2 separate regions of the Homo sapiens genome follow, and region 2 is linked to region 1. A link is an interaction called in ENCODE POLR2A ChIA-PET data of the cell type or tissue named here. Cell type or tissue: Caco-2. All regions are shown on one strand.

Region 1 (8,000 bases):
ATGTGGTGGGTCTCAGAGAAATACGGAGGTGGGGCATAATAGAAGCCAGGCAGCGGGTCCCCTAGGTGCAAGATGTGAATTGAATCCTCCCCAAAAGCACCCAGGTAGAAGGTCCCATAAAACTAAGGTAGCAGGAAATGCTAGAAACCAGACAATGGATTTCATAGAGAGAAGGTGGCAGGGTGGGGAAGAGACAGCTGTGGGGAGAGGGGTTCCTAGGAAGACGGTGGGGATTGTCAGAGAAGCCAATCAGTGGGTTCCATAGAAACAAGCTGTTGATGTCCCATCCCGCAAGAAACCAGACAGAAGAGTCCATGGAACTATGTTGGGGGACATGACAGAAACCAGGCCAGTGAACCTCAAAGTTGGTTTTTTTGGGTTTTGTTTTTTTTTTTTTTTTTTTTTTTGGTGTGGGGACAGAGTCTCGCTCTGTCACCCAGGCTGGAGTGCAGTGATCTTGTGATCTCGGCTCACTGCAACCTCTGCCTCCCAGGTTCAAGCGATTCTTCTGTCTCAGCCTCCTGAGCAGCTGAGACTACAGGCGTGCGCCACCACATCCAGCTAATTTTTACGTTTTTAGTAGAGACGGGGTTTCACCATATTGGCCAGGCTGGTCTCGAACTCCTGACCTCGTGATCCGCCCACCTCTGCCTCCCAAAGTGCTGGGATTACAGGCGTGAGCCACCACGCCTGGCCAAACCTCAGAGTTTTAACTAAGATGAGGGGGCAGGTGGGGTGTGGTGGCTCACGCCAGCACTTTGGGAGGCAAAGGCGGGGGGCCAAGGCAGGGGTAGGATTGCTTGGGCCCAGGAGTTTGAGACCAGCCTGGGCAACATGGTGAAACCCCGTATCTACAAAATATACAAAAATTAGCTGGACGTGGTGGCGCATGCCTGTGATCCCAGCTGCTCGGGAGGCTGAGGTGGGAGGATCACCTGAGCTGGGGAAAATGAGGCTGCAGTGAGCCATGATCGCACCACTGTACTCCAGCCTGGGCAACAGAGCAAGACCCTGTCTCAAAACAAAACAAACAAAAAATACAGCTAGGCGCGGTGGCTCATACCTGTAATCCCAGCACTTTGGGAGACCGAGGCGAGTGGATCACCTCAGATCAGGAGTTCGAGACCAGCCTGGCCAACATGGTGAAACCCCGTCTCTACTAAAAACACAAAATCTTAGCAGGGCGTGGTGGGCGCCTGTAATCCCAGCTACTCAGAGGCTCCGGCAAGAGAATCGCTTGAACCTGGGAGGCGGAAGTTGCAGTGAGCTGAGATCACGCCACTGCACTCCAGCCTGGGTGACAGAGCAAAACTCCGTCTCGGAGGAAAAAAAAAGAAATCACGCAGTGAGTCCCATAGAAGAGAATGAATCCCACAGAAAGCAGGCGGCAGGTCCCATAGAAAGCCGGCAGCGGTTCCAGTGGCGAGCAGGCCTAAAGGTGGTGATGGACTTTGCCTCTTGGGTGGGGGTCAGGGGTCTTGAGCCCACACTGCCCGCAGAAAGCAGGCGACCGGGAAAGGCTGGGAGGGGGCAGGCGGATGCCCGCCCCTGTGGGTGGCGGCGCAAAGCCCCTCCGACCTGTATGTCTCTGCCTCGCAGACACGTTCGCCAGCAAGGTGGCGGCGCTGCAGGACCAGTGCGCCGACGCGTCCATCGGCAACGTGACCGGCTCCAACGCGGTGAACGTGTTCCTTGGCCTGGGCGTCGCCTGGTCTGTGGCCGCCGTGTACTGGGCGGTGCAGGGCCGCCCCTTCGAGGTGCGCACTGGCACGCTGGCCTTCTCCGTCACGCTCTTCACCGTCTTCGCCTTCGTGGGCATTGCCGTGCTGCTGTACCGGCGCCGGCCGCACATCGGCGGCGAGCTGGGCGGCCCGCGCGGACCCAAGCTCGCCACCACCGCGCTCTTCCTGGGCCTCTGGCTCCTGTACATCCTCTTCGCCAGCCTGGAGGCGTACTGCCACATCCGGGGCTTCTAGGGCCTCGCGCAGAGACTCGTCCCCACCGCCCGCCCGGGGCTAGGGACTCGGCTGCACCTGCTCTTGGACCCTGGTCTCCTTTTCCCCCCAGACTCGGCCTCCTCTCCTGGGACTCGGCCTCCCTTCTCCGCCCCCTCCCCTGGCTTTGATTGCCCTGTTCTGTGTCCCCAGTAGCTCAGCCTTCCCTCTTCCTCTCGGGAGCCTCCCCGGTTCCTCCCCTGCGGTGACCCCAACTCCAGCCCATCCTGTTGGTGACCGTCTATATCCCTGGGGAAATTTCCACCCCAGTCCCCTCCCCAGGGAACCACCCCCAGTAACCATCCTGGGGAGTTTAAGGTCTCTCTCCTTGGTCACCCAGCCTGGCTTTGCCCCCAAAGTCTCCCTTCCCCTAGTGACCCCCCCCCCACTTCACCCCATGTCCCAGAGCCTCAGAACCCACCCTCCCTGGGGGACCCTCGAAGGAGGCTGTCAGAGGCCGTCTCAGCTCCCAGCCCTTCCCCCCAGCCCTCAGGGAGCTCCGCTCAGCCCCGGCGGGGAGGAGCGGGTGGGTGTGCGCGCAAGGAGGCCGCACACCGTTCCTTCCAATCCCTCCACTCGGGTTCTTGGGAGGACACTCATTCTCCAGGCTCGGAGACGAGGGGAGAAGTTTGGGGTTTCAGTCCCAGGGCTTAGCCGGAGGAAGCACATTTTGAACCTGCAACTTCAGACATTCCAGCTCCCCCACTCGCCCTCCACTACCTCTGAGAGCCCAGCCACGCCTTGGAGGGAGGGGCTTGTGTGTGTATATAGTGTGTTTGGGGGAGGGGGGACGCGGGAGGGTGCATGTCTTGGGAAAAGGGGGTGACAGACAACTTTTGAGAGGGCAGCAGACTCCCTCAGCCATGAGAACCAGCTTTGGGGAGGAGGCCGGGAATCAAAGCGAGTCCAGTTGATCTCCCCTGACAATCTGGAAGGTTCCTTTTGCCCTCAGTGCCAGCCAATCCGGGCAGGACCCTCGAAGAGGAGACCGAGGGTCCCAGAGGACCAATGCTACAAGCCAGCAAATGCTGCCACATCTCTGCCTGATGGGGGGTGGGGATGGGTGGGGGGATGGGACTGGGCCAAGGGATCTGGGTGGGCATTTTTAACTTTGGAGGCCTTCCATCTGTCGGTAGGCCATCTGCATTTTCTTACTGTTGATGTTTCCTGCCCAAAGGACACATTTGGGCAGTGCCACCCACTCCTTGGGCCCCTAGGATGACCCAACTACCCCCATAACTTTCTGCTTCCCACAGGTTTTCAGCATTCTATCGTCCTGTTGTGCTCAGCCCCAACATCCCAGACCCGTTACCCACTACCCTTCTCTCCCCCAGCTCATCATCAGTCGCTGTCTCTTTTCTGTGATTTCTGTAAAAGTTGCCATAAAACTTTGAAATTCTGCCTGAAAAACAGTCCCGTGGGAAGCTGGGATTCAGGAGGAGGGGGCTAATAAGGTCTCTGACTGAGATTTGGGCAACTGTTAAACCAAGTAATCTGGGTTTTTGCGGCCCGCGGTCGTCTGCGGGACACACCCACATATAGCAGCAGCGCCGGGGTCCAGCCGCCAAGCTCTTCCACTCGCCACGCCCCCATCAGTAATGAGCTTCCACTAGCCACGCCCCCATCCGTCAGCCTAGCTCTTCCACTAGCCACACCCCCATCCATCAGTCATGGGCTTCCACAAGCCACGCACCTCCACTCTCCATGCCCCCATTCGTCAGTCGTGGGTTTCCACTAACCACGCCCCCATTCATCAGCCAAGCTCCTCCACTTGCTACGCCCGCATCCGTCAATTACGGGTTTCCACTAACCACGCCCCCATTCATCAGCCTAGCTCTTCCACTAATCACACCCCCACTTATCAGTCGTGCTTCAGCCACGCCTTCCTGCTTCAGTCAGGGGCTTCCACTAGCCACGCCCCCATGCATGAGCCACAAACTGTTTCTCTTTATGGGCATCCTGGGAACACAAAAGAGAGACGTTCATTTGCCTGAGCCAAAGAGCTGGGGTTGATGGGGTTTCCTAAATAAAGCAAGTAATTTTCTCAGATCCTACAGGAGGAGGGGTGTGTGTGTGTGTGTTGTGCCAAAGGACACAGCCTGTGTAAAGGTGTGCAGAGTTGGGAGATAATGGCTTTTTCAGAGCCCTGGAAATGGTTATCATGAACGAGGTATGGGGTGCGTGGGGAGTGAACTTGAGGACAAATCATAAGAGACTTTATCAGCCACTCTAGGGAGCTTGGAATATATCCTAAGAGTAAAGGGGAGCTTTGCAAGGGATTTAAGTGGGGGAAGGAGGCAGGCGGTTGATATCACCTGATTTATTTTATGAGACGTTCCTCCTGGCTACTGGGGGCTGGGAGACCAGGGACAAGGCTGGAGCAGGGACAGAGGCAGCAGACGAGGGGAGAGGGGAGTAGGAGGGTGGGAGGGCGATGGTGAGAAGGGAGTGGTTGAGAGAGAGAATGGATGGGGCTGCGTGAGGGAGTTCAGGGAGTGCATCTTGGCAGGAGAGAGGTGGTGTGTTCATTCAAACGGAGTAGCCAGGGAGAGTTGGGTGAAAGGGCTACTGAGGAGTGGGCAGGGTTGGGGAAAACGAGGGAAGGTGTAGTACCCCAGGGCTAGCAGCAGAGGGAGCAGTTGCCATACCTGGGCTAGAAGGGGTGAGCAGAGGCACCCGAGGCTGCAGAGACCTGGGGACCTGAGTCTGTAGAGTAGAAGAGTACAGGCATCACCAACCTGCACTGGGGATAGCGGGGCGCCGGGAGAGTAAGCACCTCGACCTCATTCTGCTCCCACCTGCTAGTCTCCTGCCACTTCCTCCCACCGGCCGCACCCAACCTGAAGTCCAAGGTAAGACAATAGGCCCACGGCATGGTGGCTCACGCCTGTAATCCCAGCACTTTGGGAAGCCAAAGCAGAAGGGTCGCTTGAGCCTAGGAATTCAAGACCAGCCTGGACAACATAGCGAGTCCTCGTGTCTCCACAAACTTTAAAAGTTAGCCAAGCGTGGTGGCATGTGCCTGTAGTCCCAGATACTCAGGAGGCTGAAGCAGGAGGATTGCTTGAGCCCAGGAGGTCGAGGCTGCCGTGAGCTAGGACTGCACCACTGCACTCCAGCCTGAGTGACAGAGAAAAACCCTGTCTCCCCACTACCAAAAAAAAAAAAAAATCGACCTTTGGCTTTAGGCCTTGATGAGAACAGGTTTGTGGAAGGTGTAGGGGCAGACGGTGCACTGATCTGCAGTGGGAGGTGGGGAAATTGAGTCAGGGCATGTAGATCACTCTCTGGAGAGTCCTGATGTGAGGAGGGGAGGTTGCTGGAGGAGCAGTAGAGGGCATTGACTACAGGGGCACAGGAAAGCAAGGGAGGCCTGTGCTAACAGCAGCTGGCAGTGATGGGGACCCCCCCAAGCATGATCTGCTTAAACCTATTGCCAGTTCTATACATCACCCCATTCCACGGAAGAGGAAACTAAGGCTCAGAGAGGTGAAGCAATGTGCCCAAAGTTTCACAGGTAGAAGGGCAAAGATGGGACAGGATGAGTTCCACGATGTAGAATGGGACAAGGGACACCTTCAAATTTTTTTTTTTTTAGATGGAGTTTCACTCCTTTTGCCTAGGCTGGAGTGCAATGGCGCGATCTCGGCTCACTGCAACCTCCACCTCCCGGGTTCAAACGATTTTCCTGCCTCAGCCTCCCAAGTAGCTGGGATTACAGGCGCCCGCCACCACACCTGGCCAATTGTTGTATTTTTAGTAGAGACAGGTTTTACCATGTTGCCCAGGCTGTTCTCAAACTCCTTTGAACTCCTTACCTCAGGTCATCCACCCACCTCAGCCTCCCAAAGTGAACTACTGTAATCCCAAAGGATTACAGGCGTGAACCATCGTGCCAGGTCTGGGACACCTTCATCTTAACAAATGCAAACAAAGGGGGTGTAGAGTCTTGGTGCAGGAAGATGAGTAAGGTCTCAGCTGCAAAGAGAGACACATTGAGAGCTTGAGGCTTGGAAAACATGAGGACTTTCACACCTGTCCCGTCACCTCACCCCGAAGGTCATGATTCTCACCTGGATGCAAAGAGCTCTATGGGGTCAGCTTGGGAGTGATTAACATTGTCCTGGGAGGCAGCATAGTGTAGCGGCTGACTTTCTCTGTGCCTCAGTTCCCTCATCTGGAAAATGCGTGATGATGATGCTAACAGTACCTATGTCACAGGGTTGTCGTGGGGATTAAATGAATATATATTAGCCTCCCAGGCCGGGTGTGGTGGCTCATGTCTGTTATCCCAGCACTTTGGGAGGCCAAGGTGGGAGGATTGTTTGAGCCCAGAAGTTCGACACCAGCCTGGGCAACACAGTGAGACCCCATCTCTACTAAAAATAAAAATTATCTAGGCATCGTGGTGCACACCTGTAGTCCTAGCTGCTCCAGAGGCTGGGGTGGGAGGATCACTTGAGCCCACAAGGTTGAGGCTGCAGTGAGTCATGATCATGCCACTGCACTGCAGCCTAGGTGACAGAGTGAGACCCTGTCTCAAAAAACAAACAAATGAACAAAACCCAAGCAAAACCTAAAAGTCATCTGGAGGCAGAACTCCTTCTTCCTGGAGGGACCTCAGTCTTAAGGCCTTCAACTGATTGGATAAGGCCCACCCATACAATCTGCTTCACTCAAAGTCAATCGATATTAAATGTTAATCTCATTTTTTTTATTTTTGAGATGGAGTCTGGCTCTGTCGCCCAGGCTGCAGTGCAGTGGTGCGATCTCAGCTCACTGCAAGCTCCGCCTCCCAGGTTCACGCCATTCTCCTGGCTCAGCCTCCCGAGTGGCTGGGACTATGAGTAGCTGGGACTACAGGCGCCGGCCACCACGCCCGGCTAATTTTTTGTATTTTTAGTACAGACGGGGCTTCACCGCATTAGCCAGAATGGTCTCGATCTCCTGACCTTGTGATCCACCCACCTCGGCCTCCCAAAGTGAGCCACCGCGCCCGGCTATTAATCTCATTTTTAAAATACCTTTACAATGGCTGGGCGTGGTAGCTCACACCTGTAGTCCCAGCTATTCAGGAGGCTGAGGTGGGAGAATCGCTTGAACCCGGGAGGCAGAGGTTGCAGTGAGCCAAGATTGCACCACTGCACTCCAACCCGGGCAACAGAGCAAGACCCTGTCTCAAACACACACACACCCCTTCACAGCAACATCTAGGCTGATGCCTGAACATGAGGGCAGCACAGCCTAGCCACGTAGACACATATGATTCACCACCACGAGAGGTCCCTCTTTTCCCTTTGTTTCCTCTCTGCCCATCCATCATGCCCCCGCTGGCCACCGTCTTAGGCTGAGCACCAACAGAAGCCAGCCCACAGCAAGGATGGGAGGGAAATAGTTTATTTGTGAGGTGATCCCAGGAGGCACTGGAGGGAGATGGGAAAGAAAACCATTAAAGGTGGTGTTGAAGGCTGGGCGCGGTGGCTCACGCCTGTAATCCCAGCACTTTGGGAGGCCAAGGTGGGCGGATCACCTGAGGTCAGGAGTTCAAGACCAGCCTGGCCAACATGGTGAAACCCCATCTCTACTAAAAATACAAAAATTAGCCGGGCACGGTGGCAGGTGGCTATAATCCCAGCTACTCGGGAGGCTGAGGCAGGAGGATCACTTGAACCCAGGAGGCAGAGTCTGCAGTGAGCCGAGATCACACCACTGCACTCCAGCCTGGGTGACAGACCGAGACTCCATCTCAAATAAATAAATAAATAAATAATAAAGGCAGTGTTGAATGAGCAGGTCACCCTGTGGACAATGAGGTCTCCATCCTGCTGGGGACCTCTCAGGGAACTCTGGAGTTCCCCACCTGAAGACTTTGGGTTATGTATCCACTAACTCCTGTCTGATGGTGGCCCAGGACCTCTTTAGGGGTGCTGACTTCTAGCGCCTCCTACCCTGGTCTGGAAAGCATTCAGGGAAGGGTCGCAGGTGCCAGCGTGAGAGATGCTGTTG
Region 2 (8,000 bases), 540 kb after region 1:
CCAATAAAAATACAAAAATTAGCTGGGTGTGGTGGCACATACCTGTAGTCCCAGCTACTCGAGAGGCTGAGGCAGGAGAATCGCTTGAACCCAGGAGGCAGAGGTTACAGTGAGCAGAGATCGTGCCACTGCACTCCAGCCTGGGCAACAGAGCGACTCCGTCTCCAAAAAAAAAAAAAAAAAAACCAAAAAACAGGATAGAGTGTAAACCAAAGTCAATTACATCTAAAGTTTTTCAAAGGAAAAAATAAAAACTGCTCCAAGGAATGAGTCATAAAGTGATATTTATAAATCAAGAATATCTTAGAAATTTCACATCATTGATCCACTCTCAAAAACTAACCTCAAGGTAAGAATCTCACTTCATCAAGTTATTTTTTCTAAGTTCACCAGATCTAAAGAAAGCTTGACTTTGTCCATGAGCTTCCAAGTAGTGTGGAAAATAATTTTCCTTGAAATCCACAGGCAAGGGATTGCATCCTAATTGCATCATTTGCTCTTTGTTTTGAGGATACTGGAGATAATTCTAAGGACAAGGGAGAGAGTTGTGCTTAAAAATACTCAGCCTAATCACAAAATGGAACCACTTCAAGAACAACTGCACCCTGAATTTATGGTAAAAAAAAATCCCAAATCAGTAGAGAAGTTTGGTTTTTCCCTGACAAGCAGCCTTCACCAATATAAAGTTGTATTTAAGAATAATGGCAGAGACAGTTTGAAATCTTAAAAAAAAAAAAAAAAAAAGAGAAAGAACGAACGAACGAACTTATGTTAAGGCAGAAACAAAATATCCAAAATATCCATAAATAAATGGACTTCCCCCCCAATACATTTTTCACTGGTGAAGATGATATTACAAACCTACATCCCAATCTAGCTAAAGGATCACTTATTGAAAGATTTAAGTCCCCAAATCTACCTAAACCCTGGGATCATTAGTTCATACTCCTATTGGTACAATTCAATTTTAAACTTTTAAAAAACCTAAGTCAAAACCAAGGGGGGCAAAACCAAGGGGGGAGAGAAGTATTCATAATAAACAAGGTAAGTGTGTTTTATAATCTTTAAAGTGCTTTCTCATTTGATCCTCAAAACAATCCCAAGCAGAAGTTGGTGCCCATTCTTCAGATGACAGAATCACAGCATTTTAAGGCTAGAAAGGACTAACTTCCCACCCAATGCTTCCCACTAGAAAAGAAGGGGTCTTGTCTGGTGGCAACCTACTATATTCCCAGGACCTAGAGTAGTACCTGGTATACGGTAGATGCTCATCAACATCACCTCTATTATATGTTCAAAAAGTCCAACCCGAACAGTTTTTGAAGGTGTTAACTCCAGTCCAGAAGTGATATGACCTGGCCAAGACCTTATGGCTGGCTACCTGTTCCCCACACTCCTGCTTCCTAACTCAGGGCAGGCTCCTCCCCCTATTCAGGTTGTCAGTGAAACTCTAAGGGTTTCCCAAGCTCCCCCGCAGAATTCACTGGTATCTGAAAATTTTAATTTATAGCCTTCTCCCTTACACAGGTGTTTGTTTCCTTCATATGTATCACTCTTCACTTAGTTCCACAACCCTTTATTTAGCACCTACCATGTGCAAAGGACCATGACGGTGAAGGATCCGAAGATGAGAGTCAGTGCTCTCCAGGGAGTTATAAGCTGATGAGAACTCTAAAAGGCAACACCAGGAAGCTCTGATGCATGGAGAACTGGACTTACAAATGTTGGGAGAAGAGATACTCTAGGCAGAGGGACCTCATGAACATACAAAGCCTGAACACAGTGTTCAGGAAAAAGCAAGTGGTCCGGCCTGATTGCAAGGTACAGTGCAGAGACGCCCCAACTCAGAATCAACCTATGGAAAGAACTATGAGGACAAGCAGCTAACAATTATTTAGGTGGTTTCTTACTTCTTACTTCCTCCTGATACCACTTTCCTTTATACTTGTCCCACCTACTCCTGGCAGAAAAAAAAAAAAAAAAAGCAGCCAACAAAAACTTCTGAATATTCTCCCTGTATCTTCATTACATACTTCGTACTTTAGAAAATTGCTCTCAGTAATATCTTATTATAATGGACAATTTCAGGATCAAAGGTACCAACTGTGGCTCCATACCCACCCAACAGGTCCATTAACCAATTTTTTTTTTTTTTTTTTTTTGAGACAGGGTTTCACTGTTACCCAGGCTGGAGTACAGTGGCGTGATCATGGCTCACTACAGCCTAGACTTCCCTCCAGTGATCCTCCCACCTCAACCTCCCAAGTAGCTAGGACTACAGGTGTGTGCCAGCACACCTGGCTTTTTTTTTTTCTTTTTTTTTTTTTTGAGACAAAGTCTCGCTCTGTCGCCCAGGCTAGGTGCAGTGGTGCGATCTCGGCTCACTGCAACCTTTGCCTCCCGGGTTCAAGTGATTCTCCTACCTCAGTCTCCCAAGTAGCTTGGATTACAACAGGCATGCCACCAGGCCTGGCTAATTTTTCTTTTTTTTTTTTTTTTTTTTTTTTAGTAGAGACAGGGTTTCACTACGTTGGCCAGGCTGGTCTCGAACTCCTGACCTCAGTGATCTGCCTGCCTCGGCCTTCCAAAGTGCTGGGATTACGGTTGTGAGTCACTGTGCCCGGCCAACACCTGGCTAATTTTTGTATTTTCGGTAAAGACAGGATTTCATCACGTTGCCCAGGCTGGTCTCGAACTCCTGAACTCAAGCAATCTGCCTGCCTCGGCTTCCCAAAGTGGTGGGATTAAGGCGTGAGCCATCGCGCCTGGCCAGTTAACCAATTCTTAATCTTTTGGCAGTTAAGAATCCCTTTGACAATCTGATAAAAACTTGAACACTTTCTCCCAGAAAATAGAATGGACTTACACAAAAAATTCAGGAACCCTGGATTAAGAACCTTTGCCCTGGCCGGGCACAGTGGCTCATGCCTGTAATCCCAGCACTTTGGGAGGCTCAGGCGGGCAGATCACGATGTCAAGAGATTGAGACCATCCTGGCCAACATGGTGAAACTCCGTCTCTACTGAAAATACAAAAATTAGCTGGGCATGGTGGTGCTAGCCTGTAGTCCCAGCTACTTGGGAGGCTGAGGAAGGAGAATCGCTTGAACCCGGGAGGCGGAGGTTGCAGTGAGCCGAGATTGCACCACTGCACTCCAGCCTGGTTACAGAGCGAGACTCCATCTAAAAAAAAAAAACAAAAAAAAAAAACTTGCCCTAGCAAAAAGCCTAAGAAAAGTGGCCAAAAATGAGAGATTGAGCCACTGTTTCTAACTAGGAATTCCAAACTCCCCCATTCACATAAGTAGAATACTCCTTCTTCTGCACAACATAATAATTATCCTTAATGAATCAATAAAGTGAGGGAATTCCTCCATGGTTTATAATCCTCACCTGCTAGTAACAATACAACTTCCATTTATTGGGCTCTACTATGTGGCAGAAGTCCTGGAGGGCGGGTGATAGTTATATCCCCATTTTGTACATCAGAAAACCAAGGCTCAGAGGTATCAACTGACCTGGCCAAGGCTACCCAGATGGAAAGTGGCAGAGCTGGGTTTGGAACTCTGGTATTTTGATTTCCAAAGCCCAACTATCCTACCTCCCACCAGAGGGAAGCTTATTACCATACTGACTACTGGGAGACAGCAAAGAATATTGCCAAAGAGCCACAACCCAATCATTTCCATCTGCTCTTCTAGTAAGTAAACAGTCCAGTCCAAGGGTCCAGTCCAGTATTACACACCCTCTGGGCATCCAATAAATACCTCCTGAGTGACTAAGGGCAAACAGAACCGTATACTGTTGTCGACAGAAAAGTAGAGAAATAGAGTCAATAGTTTTTAAGTGAGTTCCATTTGAATACATGTGTCACAGCTACAGCCTCAGTCACTGTCGTGTTTCCAACTGTACCTCTCCAGTTTGGCAAAGGCCCCAAACACCTAATCTGTTACACCCTCTCATGCAAAGGTTTGCAACCCATCAATGAGCTAATGAGATGAATCAACAGTGAAATTTCAATGAAACATAGTCTAGATAACCTCTCCTGTGTTCCTGTTCTACCCTGTATATCCTCTATGACTTTGGCCATGACACTATATAATAGCTGTTCCCAGGAGACTAACAGCTACCATTTCTGAGCACTTACATGTGTATCACTAAAAGCCTCTAAGGGCCAGGATCTGGTCATTTCATCTCTCTATGACCACTGCCCAGCATGGGCCTCAGCATATAAATACATGACAAATGAATGAATACTTGCACCTAGAAATACAGTAATCATTATTTCAAATAGAAAGACATTTTTACTAAACAATGACAGAAAAGATGAAGATTTAAGAGCCATAATACCCAAGCTTCCAAAAAAGAAAGCTTACATACTCCTCCTTAGATGTTCAACAATAGAGTTCTTTGCATCAAGGACCCCTCCAAATAAGTATCAGGGAAAAATAAAAGGCAGGTCTCAATCTAGAACAGTAAAGTAAAACGGAGACAAAATGAGGCCATGGGGCTCAGTGTTACTCTAAGCCAGTGGTTGTAGTCTTTTTTGGGTCATGGATTCCTTTGAGAATTTGATGAAATCTACAAATTCTCTCTCTGCAGAAAATATACAGACCCCAAAATTCAGCATATACTCATTCTGAAAGCATCATAGACACCCCTGACCCAACCCCTTAAGGGTCTACAGAACCTCAAGTTCCTATAACCTTTGCTTAGAATCTGCACGTCTAGCCATGTCTCACTAGAGGCAACCCAAAACACTAACCATTTAGTTTTTCAGCGGTCACACTGTTAAAGAAAGCTGAAGCAATGGCTTTAGTACTTGTAATGTTTCACCACCCACCACAATGGCCTCTACTCTTTTTTTTTTTTTTTTTTTTTGAGACGGAGTCTCGCTCTGTCGCCCAGGCTGGAGTGCAGTGGCGGGATCTCGGCTCACTGCAAGCTCCGAATGGCCTCTACTCTTGTTTCCTGATTCATGTGGTTGAGCCACAGTAACACACTGTGGGGTGAGGATATTCTATTTTCCCCTACTAGAAAGTAAGAAATTCAAAAGCAGGAGCCATGTCTGATAGTGCTATGTATACCACCTAAGGCGGTGCACATTTTATATAATTAATCGCTGTTGATTGGTTTACTAAAGAACGGTTCTTTGTCTTTGTTTTTGTTTTTTTGAGATGGAGTTTCACTCGTCACCCAGGCTGGAGTGCAGTGGTGCGATCTTAGCTCACTGCAACCTCCACCTCCCAGGTTCAAGGGATTCTCCTGCCTCAGCCTCCTGAGTAGCTGGGACTACAGGCACACGCCACCACACCAACTTTTGTATTTTTAGTAGAGACAGGGTTTCACCATGTCGGCCAGGATGGTCTTGATCTACTGACCTCGTGAACTGCCCACCTCAGCCTCCCAAAGTGCTGGGATTACAGGTGTGAGCCACAGCGCCTGGCCATGCCTGGCTAATTTTTTGTATTTTTAGTAGAGACAGGGGTTTCATCATGTTGGCCAGGCTGGTCTCGAACTCCTGACCTTGGGTGATCCACCTGCCTCGGCCTCCCAAAGTGCAGGGGTTACAGGTGTGAGCCACCATGCCCAGTCCAAGAACAGGGTTTTTTGTTTTGCTTTGTTTTGTTTTGAGACGGAGTCTCGCTCTGCCACCCAGGCTGGAGTGCAGTGGCGTGATCTTGGCTCACTGCAACCTCCACCCCAGTGATTCTCCTGCCTCAGCCTCCTGAGTAGCTGGTACTACAGGCACGTGCCACCACCCCTGCCTAATTTTTTTTTTTTTTTTTTTTTTGTATTTTTAGTAGAGACAGAGTTTCACCGTGTTAGCCAGGATGGTCTCGATCTCCTGGCCTAGTGATCTGCCCGCCTCAGCCTCCCAAAGTGCTGGGATTACAGGCATAAGCCACCACACCCGGCCAAAGAACAGGTTTTAAACAACCTACACATTATCTTTTATGGTAAAATGAGCTGTAAATTCACATAGTACAGGAAAAGATAATGCTACATAACTAAGCAGATTTTAAAAAACAAAACATTTTCCTAAATTGGACCCCTGGGACCTTGAAATATAAGAATAAGCCTTACAAAATGTGCTTTCTCACCTTTATGGTGCTGAGTTTGTCTCCCTGGCAGGGATTTGGCCATCTACAGCATATATGCTGGTACAGAGCAAACCACAGCCACCGTTACCCAAGGGCATGAGGGAAGCTGCTGCCAGTGGAGCCTAAGAAGGTGTGAGCAGGAGCCTTACTTCTTGTTGTGGGGTGTGTGTGTGTGTGTGTGTGTGTGTGTGTGTATAAAATCAATATTTTATATATATATATATATATATATATATATATATATATATATATATATATATATATATTATTGATTGAGGCCGGGTGCGGTGGCTTACGCCTGTAACCCCAGCACTTTGGGAGGCCGAGGTGGGCGGATCACAAGGTCAGGAGATCGAGACCATCCTGGCTAACATGGTGAAACCCCGTCTCTACTAAAAATACAAAAAAATTAGCCAGGCGTGGTGGCGGGCGCCTGTAGTCCCAGCTACTCAGGAGGCTGAGGCAGGAGAATGGCATGAACCCAGGAGGCGGAGCTTGCAGTAAGCCGAGATCGTGCCACTGCACTCCAGCCTGGGCAACAGAGCAAGACTCCGTCTCAGAAAAAAAAAAAAAAGGCAAAGTACTAAGTACCAGCACAATGAGGGTTCCACTCAGCAGGCAAACTCAGACAAGACACTGACTTCTGTGGGTCAGGGAAGGCTTCCTGAAAAAAATAAAATCTAAGCCAGAGACCTAAAGAATGAAAAGGAATTAGTCAAGCTGCATTTTTTGTTTTTTAGGTGATCTTTATGTATTTTGTTTTTGGTTCGGTCGGGGAGGGTGTAGCAGGAGAATACCCCGATGAGAAGTGTATGAAACGGCCCAGAAGCATGGATTTTGGGGAGAGTTAGTCATTCCACATGGTTAGAGCACTGAGTTGAAGGAGGGAAGTGGGCAGATAAGCAGAACTTCTAGAGGCCCTTAGAGAGAAGCCCTACTTATGAACACACTCCCTTGGTGAAGTCACAGCCCTTGGAAGCTCTTGCTAGTCACAGCTTCTATTTCAATTTCTTACTCTGGAATAATTTTAGATATACAAAAAAGCTGCAGATGTTACAGAGTCCTCACATACCCTTCACCCAGCTTCCCCTAATGTTCACATAACCATGGTGTATTTGTCAAAACTAAGAAATTAGCACAAAAAACTAAACTACAGACTTTCAGATTTTACCAGTTTTTCTATTTATTGCCTTTTCTGTACCAGGATCCAATCCAAGATCCCACATTCCAGTTAATTCAAAGGCTTTTAAAAATTCCTTTCTTTACTTTGGAGCACCACGGTTTTATCATTTTCATCAGTTTCCATATATGCTCCCCCACCCCCCATCTTCACCAACCCACTGAGAAGGTAAATATATCCTTTCAGTAACGAGTAGAAGGTACCAAAACTGATGATGTGGAGTACAAACAACTGTTAGGGAGTCAAGAAAATTTAACAAACATGAGACGGATGTACACATGCATACATACACCCACACCAGTTACAAAATGAACCTGGCCTAAGATGCTGCTTCCACTATCAAAGAGAAAAGAAACTCAAAATTCAAGCAGACATGTTTCTGCTTTTTCAGTTTTGCTAGTAGTAAATCCTTTTTAATCTCTCTCTCTTTAAAGATCCCAACCAACCCAAGAAGTCAAGACAAAATCACCTGAACACTCAATCCATCCTTAAAATTCTAGCAAAATCATCTGGGATTTGGGAAGGGAGAAAACAGTGATTCATCCTCTTTCCCACATTTTCACTAAGGATTCTTAAGCATTAGGATAGAAATTCAATCATATCGCAACAATCATTATAAAGACACTTTTACCAGTATTAGTCATACTTCTTTCTGTTACATTTATAACCTGCATTCTAAGCCTCCTCCATCTCCTAAAACTCCCAAATCTACAACAA

The links. ChIA-PET counts read pairs that join two places held together with the same protein. Peaks named below come from ENCODE experiments on the same cell type or tissue, not always from the same donor. Only the 100,000 strongest peaks of a DNase experiment are listed, where the experiment ranks them.
Region 2: POLR2A ChIA-PET joins it to region 1 with 7 read pairs; 1 of 35 experiments calls an interaction of 5 or more read pairs at or near these places.

What each region holds. Positions count from the first base shown.
Region 1 is chr19:47,424,065-47,432,064 of GRCh38, reverse strand. It overlaps SLC8A2 (solute carrier family 8 member A2), which reads left to right. Exons shown (of 10, transcript NM_015063.3): 10 at 1,600-4,048. The coding sequence ends at 1,976. Among named protein-coding and RNA genes, the nearest start is that of MEIS3, 8.5 kb to the right of the region's middle. RefSeq lists enhancers at 2,599-2,893, 3,095-3,662, 3,579-3,873, 3,663-4,231. In Caco-2, a CTCF peak has its summit at 4,611 (motif pointing right); DNase peaks (open chromatin) are centred at 3,684 and 4,614; H3K4me3 peaks cover 622 bases.
Region 2 is chr19:46,886,631-46,894,630 of GRCh38, reverse strand. All of the region lies in intron 1 of ARHGAP35 (Rho GTPase activating protein 35), which reads right to left. Among named protein-coding and RNA genes, the nearest start is that of ARHGAP35, 30 kb to the right of the region's middle. RefSeq lists a silencer at 1,557-1,636. In Caco-2, no CTCF peak of the experiment used is centred here; a DNase peak (open chromatin) is centred at 3,710.